Regions from separate parts of the Mus musculus genome. Here region 2 is linked to region 1. The links are chromatin loops, found by intact Hi-C in ENCODE. Cell type or tissue: gastrocnemius. All regions are shown on one strand. Each heading gives the region's core, and the rest is flanking DNA. Links, peaks and the distances in the headings are about the cores only.

Evidence for each region. Hi-C counts contacts between places; a loop is a spot of excess contacts. Peaks named below come from ENCODE experiments on the same cell type or tissue, not always from the same donor. Only the 100,000 strongest peaks of a DNase experiment are listed, where the experiment ranks them.
Region 2: a loop joins it to region 1, with 2.1 times the contacts of the local background. A loop is called at or near these places in 3 of 42 quality-filtered maps.

Annotation. Positions count from the first base shown.
Region 1 is chr15:38,936,750-38,942,130 of GRCm38, forward strand. The region is part of intron 1 of Baalc (brain and acute leukemia, cytoplasmic); the gene reads left to right. Among named protein-coding and RNA genes, the nearest start is that of Baalc, 5.5 kb to the left of the region's middle. In gastrocnemius, for the core only: a CTCF peak has its summit at 2,211 (motif pointing right); DNase peaks (open chromatin) are centred at 1,867 and 2,118; H3K4me3 peaks cover 761 bases; H3K27ac peaks cover 1,653 bases.
Region 2 is chr15:39,049,506-39,054,886 of GRCm38, forward strand. All of the region lies in intron 1 of Gm7194 (a long non-coding RNA gene), which reads left to right. Among named protein-coding and RNA genes, the nearest start is that of Gm7194, 10 kb to the left of the region's middle. In gastrocnemius, for the core only: a CTCF peak has its summit at 2,855 (motif pointing left); no DNase peak of the experiment used is centred there.

The sequences.
Region 1 (5,381 bases), core at 291-5,290:
TGAAGGGCGATGGGACACAATGAACACACCAGTGATGGTGAACAACAGGATTTTATGTTCTGAGTCCTCTGTGCTTTATAGCCCGTTGTGGATAATTGTATTTGATGTTAATTCCGTTCTGTGAGGGGCTGCAAACAAGGACTGAGTCAGCACTCAGGTGATTTCCTGTAAACCTGCTTCCCACCTTAATTTGTAAAATAAATGAGAGCTGATGGTTGGACAGATAAAAGGGAAGGTGGAGAGGAAGGTAGGGAGAGAGGAGAAGGAGAAAATGGAAGAGGGAGAGGATGCAGAGGAGGAGGAAGACAAAGAAAAGTGGAGCAGAAGCACATGGCCTGGAGAAACCGCAAGTTCTAAGGGGTCTCATAAGCTGTGGAAGATGGTAGTGTAGCGGTAGATCTGCCCAATCTAGGCGCACAGCATGTAATCATATTAATTGAGTTGTGTTTTCATTGCTGGGGCATATTTGGGTTGGAGATTTACCGCAACAACAGCCCATCAAACAAACCGTATCTCTGTTTCTTCAGTTTCTTCTGGTCCTTGCTTTCTGGCTGGCATCAATAGATGCTAATGGACAAAATGATCGCACCAACAACGATCTTGCAGAAACTGGAACTGACTGTCTCAGTAGAGAGAGCTCTTTATGTACCCTGCTTTCCTTGATTGTTTGGGACCAAATTGACCTCACAGCACTTAATAAGGTGTTTCCCTTCACCCGGCTCCCCACCTGTGCCCAGAAAACAATCCAAGAAGAGCCTCTGCTGCTTTCTGTTAACTAAGGCAGTCCAGGAACTCTAACCTGGCTCCAAACACTTTGATATGCTATTTCTTCAGGCTTGGATCTCACCTCCTCCATTAAAAGTCAAAACAGACAGAGCTTCCCCAGGCCAGCTCAGCAGGCAAGGTGCTTACTGCCAAGCTTGTGCTTGAGGTCAGGAGCCTATGTAGTAGAAAGAGAAAGCCAGTTCCTGCAAGCTATCCTCGGATTCACACAGGTATTGGATAGTACACACGCGAAGTAAAGCAAAATTCTCAACTGGGGCTGGAGAGATGGCCCAGCAGCTCAGAGCATTTGCTGAGCTTGAAAAAACCTACGTAAAGTTACCAGCACCCACCAGCTTTACCACTGTGGGAGCCACAGAGGTCCTTGTGTTCACAGATGAACACTAGGGGAACCAGGAACGCTAAATACACAGGGTTGTTTCTCCAAAGGAGAGATGTCTAACCTGTTTTCCTTCTCCACGGTTGGGAGTGGGCGTGGTTAATAGCATGGTGACCTTTGTGCTATTTACGTGGCTGAGACCACGCAGGACCCTCCCCACCCCCCACACCCGGTCGCTTATCTTGAGCTTGCTTTTCTCAGAGAATCTATAGAACCCATCTATAGATGCCACATGTACTTTACAAAGAGTTTCAGTGTTCTAAGGTTTGTTGTGCACACAGGATTGAATTAATTATCACCAGGAAACTTTTTTTGCCAAATTGGGCTGTGCACATTTAATATGCCTACAATAAGCTACTTGGGATCTCAAAGTTTGAACCTACACTGGCTACTGAGTTGTACTGAACTGAACTGTCATCTTGCTTGGCTAGCGTGCTCGCACTCCCCCTCCCCCTCCCCCAAAACATCCATTAACTCCAGTTCCAGGGAATCTAACACTCTTCTTACCTCTGCAAGGGCATGCGCGGAATGCATAGAGGCAAAACTCTCATACCTGTGAGATAAAAATAAACAAATCTAAGCAAAGCAAAACAAAAGCCCCTCAAGTATCAGCGGTAGGCAGAATATCCACGTGAATGCAGCTCTTGGCAGTCAAAGCCCTGAGCCCGTTGCGTGAGCAGCCTGTGCGCAGGGCTTTGTGTCTCCAAAGCTGCACAGTCTCCAGTTGCTTATTGTTCTTGGCAAAGTGACGAGAAGCTAAAGGAATTACCCATTGTCTGGGTTAATTCTCAGCTAAGGGACTGCCTCCAAAAGTCCCAGCCCCACTGTCTAGCCAACAATGGTTGGCAATGTGTGGCCCAGTGTAGGAAGGATGGGTGAAACCCCACGGACTTCAAAGGATAGGGTCGGCGGCAGCGTGGAATGGAATTTCTCTCTGGCAGTGGTAATGTGAGGCACATCAAGGAAGAGCCAGTGAAGCAAAGGAGCCTCTTAGGAAAACAGAAGCAGGATGCTAAATGGAGGGAGGGAACAGATGGAACCACTGGGGGGAACCAGAGGGAAGGCAGTGGTAGGGCCCTTGGGAGCCCTCAGCAGCCCATGCCTGGGAAAAAGGAAGGGATCTATTACAGTGTCAGGACAGATTTCTGTAGAGATTTGGCCTGTAGCAAAACCAGTTCAGTCAAAAGATACTCTGGCCGTAGCCGTCCTTAATCTTCACACTCTTCCCTTGACATCCCAGTCTACGTCAGGTTAAATGCACCTGTACAGGTGTTATTAACTCCTCGTAAGATTAAAAGGGGGCTTCCCCTGTCTTTCCCTGAGGCTTATGGGAAAATGCAACATGTTCTTGTGTCAGCTGATGAAACCCAGTAGCTTAAGTCAAAGCGATTCTTCTTCTTCTTCTTCTTCTTCTTCTTCTTCTTCTTCTTCTTCTTCTTCTTCTTCTTCTTCTTCTTCTTCTTCTTCTTCTCCTTCTCCTTCTCCTTCTCCTTCTCCTTCTCCTTCTCCTTCTCCTTCTCCTTCTCCTTCTCCTTCTCCTTCTCCTTCTCCTTCTCCTTCTCCTTCTCCTTCTCCTTCTCCTTCTCCTTCTCCTTCTCCTTCTCCTTCTCCTTCTCCTTCTCCTCCTCCTCCTCCTCCTCCTCCCCCTCCTCCTCCTCCTCCTCCTCCTCCTCCTCCTTCTTCTTCTTCTTCTTCTTCTTCTTCTTCTTCTTCTTCTTCTTCTTCTTCTTCTTCTTCTTCTAGACAGGGTTTCTGTTTCTCTGTATAGCCCTGGCTGTCCTGGAACTCACTCTGTAGACCAGGCTGGCCTCAAACTCAGAAATCTGTCTGCCTCTGCTTCCTGAGTGCTGGGATTAAAGGCATGGGCCACCATGCCGGGCAAGTCAAAGCGGTTCTGATGCTGCTGTGGAAAGCTAATAGCTGGCCTGTCACCATGGGGTTGCTGAGATGGAATGTTCCCTGGTTAACCCCACTTTAACACTTTAAAGATTATGAAATCTGGGAACTAGAGGTTTCTTAGTGTCTGTCTTCCTTTAATGGAGAAAAAAAAAAAAAAAGAAATCTAAAGCCTTCTTCTGCTGCAGCCTGTAAATCTCTGTGCTTAATCCCTGATAAGGAGAGGCGTGGTAAACAAACATGCCTGGCTTACTATGTGCCAGACACTGCGCATGGCTTTTTAACCCTCACAACTCTGAAAGGTTAAGTCTGCTTCCCCATCTGGGAAAATAGAGGCCCGAGAGCTGAGTGTCGATCCAACGGGACACAGTGAGCTTAGTGAGCTGTGAGGGCTGTGTTGGAATGTAAACTTCTGTCTGTCTGCTGCCCATGCCCATGGTCTCTCCCTTCATCGGCTGAAAAGTAATGATGGGGAAGTTAGTGTGAACTTCATGAGAGTTCATGAGGATGTGGGACCTGGAGCCATTCTCTTTATTTTGGCTGATAACCTACAGGACATTGTCCTTGGCGAAGTGCATCGGCCTGAGTGACTGCAGATGCCCTATTGTGCCAACAAACAAAGTAAGGCCTGGATGCTGCAGTGGTGGTGTGAGGAGCAATCAGTGCTTTGCATAACTGAAAGCCAGTGGGAAAGTTCTAGGGCACTGAGGCAGGGCAAACAGATTCTGTGCGTGGGAGCTCTCTCTGCCTCTTTCTCCCCCTCCCTCCTACCCCCTTCTCTCTCTCTCTCTCTCTCTCTCTCTCTCTCTCTCTCTCTCTTTCTGAGACAGAATCTTATGCAGCCCATAATGTCCCTGAATTCATTATGTAGCTGATAACCTTGAACTCCTGGTCCTCCTGCCTCCACCTCCCAAGTGCTGGCGTTACAGGTATGTGTCACTGTGCCCTGCTTTTCTTTTCTTTCTGAAAGGCTATCTGCACTTGTCCATTTTTCAAATCATTTATTGGACATCTATGATGCGACAGGCATGGAATTAGATTCTATACTGATCAAAAGTCGTCAAGGGCTCTATCTTCTTGAACTTAAAATCTGATTAAAAAGTTGAAAATAGATAAGTGCAAAGTTCAAGCTGTAGTTAAAGGCTACACAGGAAGTAAAAGGGCTGGACAGGAAGTAAAAAGGCTGAACAGGAAACAAAAAGGCTGGACAGGAAGTGGGGGTTACTGAAAGGACGGATAACAGAGCCATGATGGTATATGTTTAGAAGCATCCCATTAACAATTGCTTAGCGTGACTACCTATGGGAAGGCGCGAAGGGTCGGAGCATGTTATCATGATACCCTGATATCCTTCTTTATACTTTCTTTTGAGCCACATTTGAAGCAAGTTTTATTACATTTTGGCCAGGTCAATGGGTACCGGCCGGGTCCATGCCCAGATTCCCAGAGAATGACCCCTCTTCTCGACTCTTTAGTTTTTGTTTTGTCTTTTGAAACATAATCTCACTATGTAGTCCATGATTGCTCTGTAGCCCAGGCTGGATCTGAACTCTCTTCCTCATCCTCCCAGGTGCTGAAATTTGGCTTATCAAAAAATTTACATGTTTATCAATTTATATGTACTATATTATATTAGCTTAGCATATTGATATAATTGTTACATATTTTTAATTACATACACTTATAGAAAATATATTATATATAAATAATATAATATGATGTATTGTTTATTTGTAAATTTATATACATATACACGTACATATACGTATACACATACATATACGATGTTGTTTTTGAGACATGGTCTCACTATGTAAACCAGGCTGACCTCAAACTCGTAACAACCTATCTACCTCTCCTCCCACGTGCTGCAGTTAACAGGAATGTTACATACCACACACATTTAAAAAAAAATACTATAATCATGTATTGCTTTTTCTTCTTTCTTTTCTTTGTAGACATGATCTATTGTAGTCAAATTTGGCTTCAAACTCTCTATGAATTGGGATCTGACCTTGAGTTTCTTGTCCTCCTGCCTTAACCTCCCAGGTGCTGATATCTGTATAGGTGTGAGCTATCACCCCAGCTCATGTATTGATTTTTTATATTTAAAAATACTAATGTGGCAGAAAAACAAGCAGACTGAATCGAACAAACCATGATTTCAGTCAGCTTTCCTGTATCATCCACAAAGGTTTGTACAGTCCTTTGCTAGATACAGATATTTGTTGAGTCCAAGCTAAACCAAGAACGTCTCTATTTCCATTTGGGGTGAAAAGGAGAAAAGAGCTGAGCAGGTTTTTGCTGCAATCTGGAATCCAGG
Region 2 (5,381 bases), core at 138-5,137, 110 kb after region 1:
TATCTGGCTGGGGAAATATGCCTTATGTATATGGGAACATCAGCCTTAGATATGGAACCATTGCTGTCAGCATAAGGGAAAACTGGCAGAATGGAGTCAGAGATGAGCTGGTAGCTTTTCTCAGCATACTATCTGGTAACCAAGCGTACTGAGGCTGGTGAACATGGGAATTGAAAGGTTTTTGGGTTTTGTTTTGTTTTGTTTTGTTCGCTGTGTCCAGAGCTCCCATTCTTTTTGGTACTTAGAGAAGGGCCAATCCAAGTGGAGATGCTTTAGAATTGTCACCGCTGAAGTGAAACTTGCAATAAAGCAATGAAAATCTAGGGAGACTTATTAGAACATGACCTAGGTTTGAGGAGTCAGCTCGGTCGTCAAATGCTTCCTGGTATTCATAAAGCTCTGGGATTCCTCCTCAGAATATGACCCAGAGTCATGTATGGGTACCTAGGTCAATACTCGGCTATTTATCCCATCTTACCCATTTTTTAAAAATAAAATATGAATACATTGTTGCTGTCTTCAGACACACCAGAAGAGGACATTGGATCACATTGGATCCCATGGTGGTTGTGAGCCACCATGTGGTTGCTGGGAATTGAATTCAGGACCTCTGAAAGAGCAGTCAGTGCTCTCAACCACTGAGCCATCTCTCCAGCTCCAAGATTTATATTTGTTTTGGTTTTGGTTGTTGTTGTTTGTTTGCTTGTTTGTTTGTTTAAGAGCAGTTTTAGATTTACAGGAAAAAAATTCAGTGGAAGCTACAAAGCTTTCTCACGTACCCCTGCTTTCAAACACATGAAATCAAAATTCCCACCAGAGTGATGTATTTGTGGCCACTGGTGAAATGACTGCTGATAACTCATCGGAGGCCTATAGTTGACACCAGGGATCAATCCTTGCGTTGCACCCTCTAAGGGTTTAGACACATGTGTCACAACTGTGTGTCTACCAACGTGATGCCACAGGTTTAAACATGCCTTCCTTCCCACTTCTCCCCCACATGTGCATTTTCCAGAAGGTCATCTGGTTGGTATTGTATGTAGCCTTATCAGATCAGACTTGTTTTCACTTAGAGGCATGAATTTAAAGTTTCTCCATACTTATATCTTTTTATGGTTTAGTACTCAACCATTTTTCAGTGGTAAGTAATATTTTGTTTTCTAAATGTATCACAGAATCATTCACCTTTTGATGGCTCATGATTGCTTCCAAGTTTTTGTGATTATGAATAAATCTGTAAGCATACATGTGCAGAGTTTTGTGTAGACATAACTTTTCAACTCCTTTGAGTTAATACAGAAGAGTAGACTTGTTGGGTCAAATGGTAAGAGTATGTTTAGTTTTATAACAACTGCCAGACTGTTCCCATGTGGCTATGCCATTTGTCAGTTTCACTGGTACTGACTGAGTGTTCCTCCTCTTTATCCTCACCAGAACACGATGCGGTCCGTGTCTGGGGGTTTGGCTATTCTAATAGGCATACACTGGCACCATTGCTCTCCCAGCTTCTTGCCACATCGTGACACGGGGCGCAGAGCATCTGCTGCGCGTGCTTACTTGCCATCTGACAATGTTCTTTGATGAGTTAACTTTTCAGGTTTTTTGGTTTTGTTTTTTTCTTTTCTTTTGCCCATTTTTAAAAATTGGGTTATTTTCCTACTGTCAAGTCAAGCAAGCATTTAACTTCATTTCAGTGACAGATTTCAAGAGATTGGCTTTTTCCTAACCCGACTCTACCCCTCTGTTCTAGATGCTGCAATGCATAGATGAAGACAAGGACTACAAATTCAGGACAGTTTGACGCTAATTCTTCCGCATCCAAGTGACAGATTGTTGTTTTAAATATTTTAGGCAATATGAAAGATATAATAGTCATCATATTGGCAGTGTTTGGGAATAATAGATATGGCAGTCAAAAAAGAGACGCCACTGAAAGGCATTAAATGCATGTTATGATATTCCTTCCGAGTATCACAAAACTTTTAATGCTAACCAAACCCCATATTTTCTGTACTTATACATTTGAAAGTTATCTTGTGAAAATTAGGTAAAGTGCTAAGTTACTCACGAGAAATACATAAACTTACAAATGCTTACGCACTTCACTCTTACTGGTGTGCTGAATGGTAGCAGACAGAATAGAGGAGGGGTTGGAACAGTAATCTTACGCTGCTTCAGGCAGGAAAACCTGAGGAAGATTGTGTTAGCAGAGATTTAGCAAAGGACTCAGACTTGTTTTTGTTGTTGTTTTTGTTTTTGTTTTATACAGAAATACAAACGGATCAGCATGGAAGCAAACACCATGGAGCTAAAGTATGTTCACAGTTACTGTAATAAGAGGAAAGAAATCAGCCATAGCACTTTGAAAATTAAATGTCTAATAATTAACTTTCTAGCAACAGGCTAATAGCCCAGGAACTTGGAGGGTGTGATGAGCACAGAGAACATGAGCGTTGTGAGTCGGGCCATGTTCCATCTGGGGAACACAACACTGTGGGAAAAAGACTCCAGCTCGCAGGTGACGTGTTCTTGCTTTACTCAAGACTTTTCAGTAAATGGGGACCCCAAATGTCATCCCCAAAGGAGAAGCAGACATTCCACTGACAAAGAATCCCTTTGGAAGTAGGGAACAAACATTTTACCTCTCCAGTGAGCAAAGATATGTGTGTAAGCTTTGGGAGATTTTGTATAAAACATCACATAAAAAGATCTTCTCTGGAACTTTCCATTGCAATCAGGAATAAACTAAGACACTCCCTTCAGAATAGAACTGAATGCCACAGATGAAAGGCACTTTGTGACGCATCTTTTGAACTTAGATTTAGCTATCTTGATTTATCCTAAGCCTGCCCCCTAGAGGTCTCCCATTTCCACTAGGTACCTAGACAGAAATTAATGGGGAGACTATAAAAACAACAATGCACCTTCCTGGTTACAAGAATGGGAAATTGATAAGATTTCACCCACCCACCCCAGTCCGACTGCAGTCTGTGGCAGACACTCCAAGTTGTCTCACCAACGACTAGCAACTAAAGAAGGGCCTTTCTTTGCTAGGAGAACCTAAACATCCCTCATGTTCTAGGAAAATTACTTGCTTAGTGACTTAATTTGGCAATAGATTCATGAGACAGCCTTGACCATTGAGACGGCAAGGGAAATCTACCAAGAGGACTCTGGGGAGAATTTTATCAATGTTGAGTATCTAACAGGGTCATGTCATGCCTGGGGACAGTTCAGGACAATGCTATGGACAAATGATAAACGCAAGGACACAGAGGGGATAGATTAGCACCAGGGTTTCGGGAGAGCCAGCTCCCTCCAAAGCCCAAAGGTCACCTCATCCCCACACATTGACCCACCTCATCTTTTTCTGGCTTTGGTGCAAGCAGCTTGGGCACTGGACGAACATTTCTTCTGGCTCTAGACTATTTATATGCTTCAAACCATGCTTTCTGTGGCATCTGTAAAGAAATTAGGAGGTCAACAGTGTCCATAAACATATAAATCATTAATTTAATCAAGAATTAGAAGGAAGAGTCAGTAAAGTTTCTCTGATGATTTTGATAATACCAAGTTATAATATCTACTGATATTGCTAAGAGATTATTTTCCAATTATTTCAAGCAATATAGGAAGGAAATTTGTGTAGTCTTGGTTTTCTGTGCAGTAGTTAGTAAGCCATAGAGCAAACTTCTGTGTCATACTTGACCACAAGCTACTTTGTTATGCTTGTTTTTCTTCAGATAGTCACACATTTATTGTTTTATGTCCAAACCTCTTGATCTTTCTTTTTTTTCTCATCACCAATCAATTCTCATTTTGGCGCTTCTTAGCATTCTGCATTAGTTTTTTTGAAGAGGTGCATCTGTATTCGTTTGTTCTGTCACTTGCTAAAAGCCTTGCAAGGTGGAAGCAGATAATACTGTAGGATTTTTGTTTTGTTTTTTACAACCACCACAATGTCTCGACTTTATGTCAACAAAGCACATCCATCCACCAAGCACAGGGACCTGAAGGAATAATAATAATAATAATAATAATAATAATAATAATAATAATAATAATAATAAAAACACAGTTCAACAGATAGTAGAGAGAGCCATCAGCTTATAATGAATGGTAGAACTGGACATACTTTGTAAAACTAAATGTTTAGGGAATGTAATTCCAAAAATCCTGATTTATTTGGCTTCCTTTTTTTTATCACAAAACAGGCAGCTCTTTGTATCTTGAGAGACACACAGGCTGCAAAGAGTCATCTGAACTGCCCAGAAATGCCTTTAATCTTGACCATTTTCAAACCCAAATCTCCATGGTGAATTATTTTCTGAAGAATTCTTACAATGCAGTATCTGTTCAAATGGCTCAGAGGATGCTGATTAAAAAAAAAATCCTTCTGTCCACGAAGCATAATGGAGAGGGGGAAAATGGCACAGCTTTGGGTAATTTAATAAGAAGGAAGAAAATTTGACAGGAAATGAAAGACTACCCAAGTTGAAAGCATGCAGCACGCAGAGTAAATGAAATCTGAGTCCTCCGGGCCTCAGTGTTTGCCTGAAGCCCTGCAGTGGACGCCAGGTTCCAGCTCTGTAAACATCTAGAAGTAAGAAGGGGATGATCTACAATATTCTTGCCACAATTGCAGGTCAGGGAGTTTGGGTTATCTTTCACCAATAATTTAGATTCTATAATTTTCAATCAACTTGTGCTTTCTAAAATTCCTAACCATTGTGAGCTGGTAAAGATGCTTGCAATCTATGAGGTGAGACTGTGAGTTGCTCAAAACTGGCTGGCAATCTAGGTATTTATGGATGGAGGAAAAGCCACCACAGTGCTGGATGACAGAACTTAGCTCCTCTTCCCAGACTGTTTGGTACTGTGTGCTCTCAGAACCATTTTCAAGTGTCTCCTGCTATGCTCTGACCTCCACAGACAGCTTGACTTGTTCTATTGATGTATAGGTTAGGTACTCTCCTTGAGTTGGACTTCCTATACTTTCTTATGGACCTTTGACTTATCCAATAAAAATAAGTATAATGATTCCAGCACTCGGAAGGCAGGCGAATTTCTGAATTCGAGGTCAGCCTGGTCTACAAAGTGAGTTCCAGGACAGCCAGGGCTATACAGAGAAACTCTGTCTCAACCTCCCCCCCCCCCAAAAAAAAAAGTATAATGAATATTGTCTTAGTTAGGGTTGCTATTGTTGTAACGAGGCATTATGACCACAGCAACTATTAAAAAGGAAACCATTTAATTGGGGGCTGGTTTATACAGTTCAGAGGTTTTGCCATCATTGCAGGAAGCATGGCATGCAGACAGATATGGTGCTGGAGACGTAGCTGAAAGTTCTATATCTGGATCAGCAGACAGCAGGGAGGCAG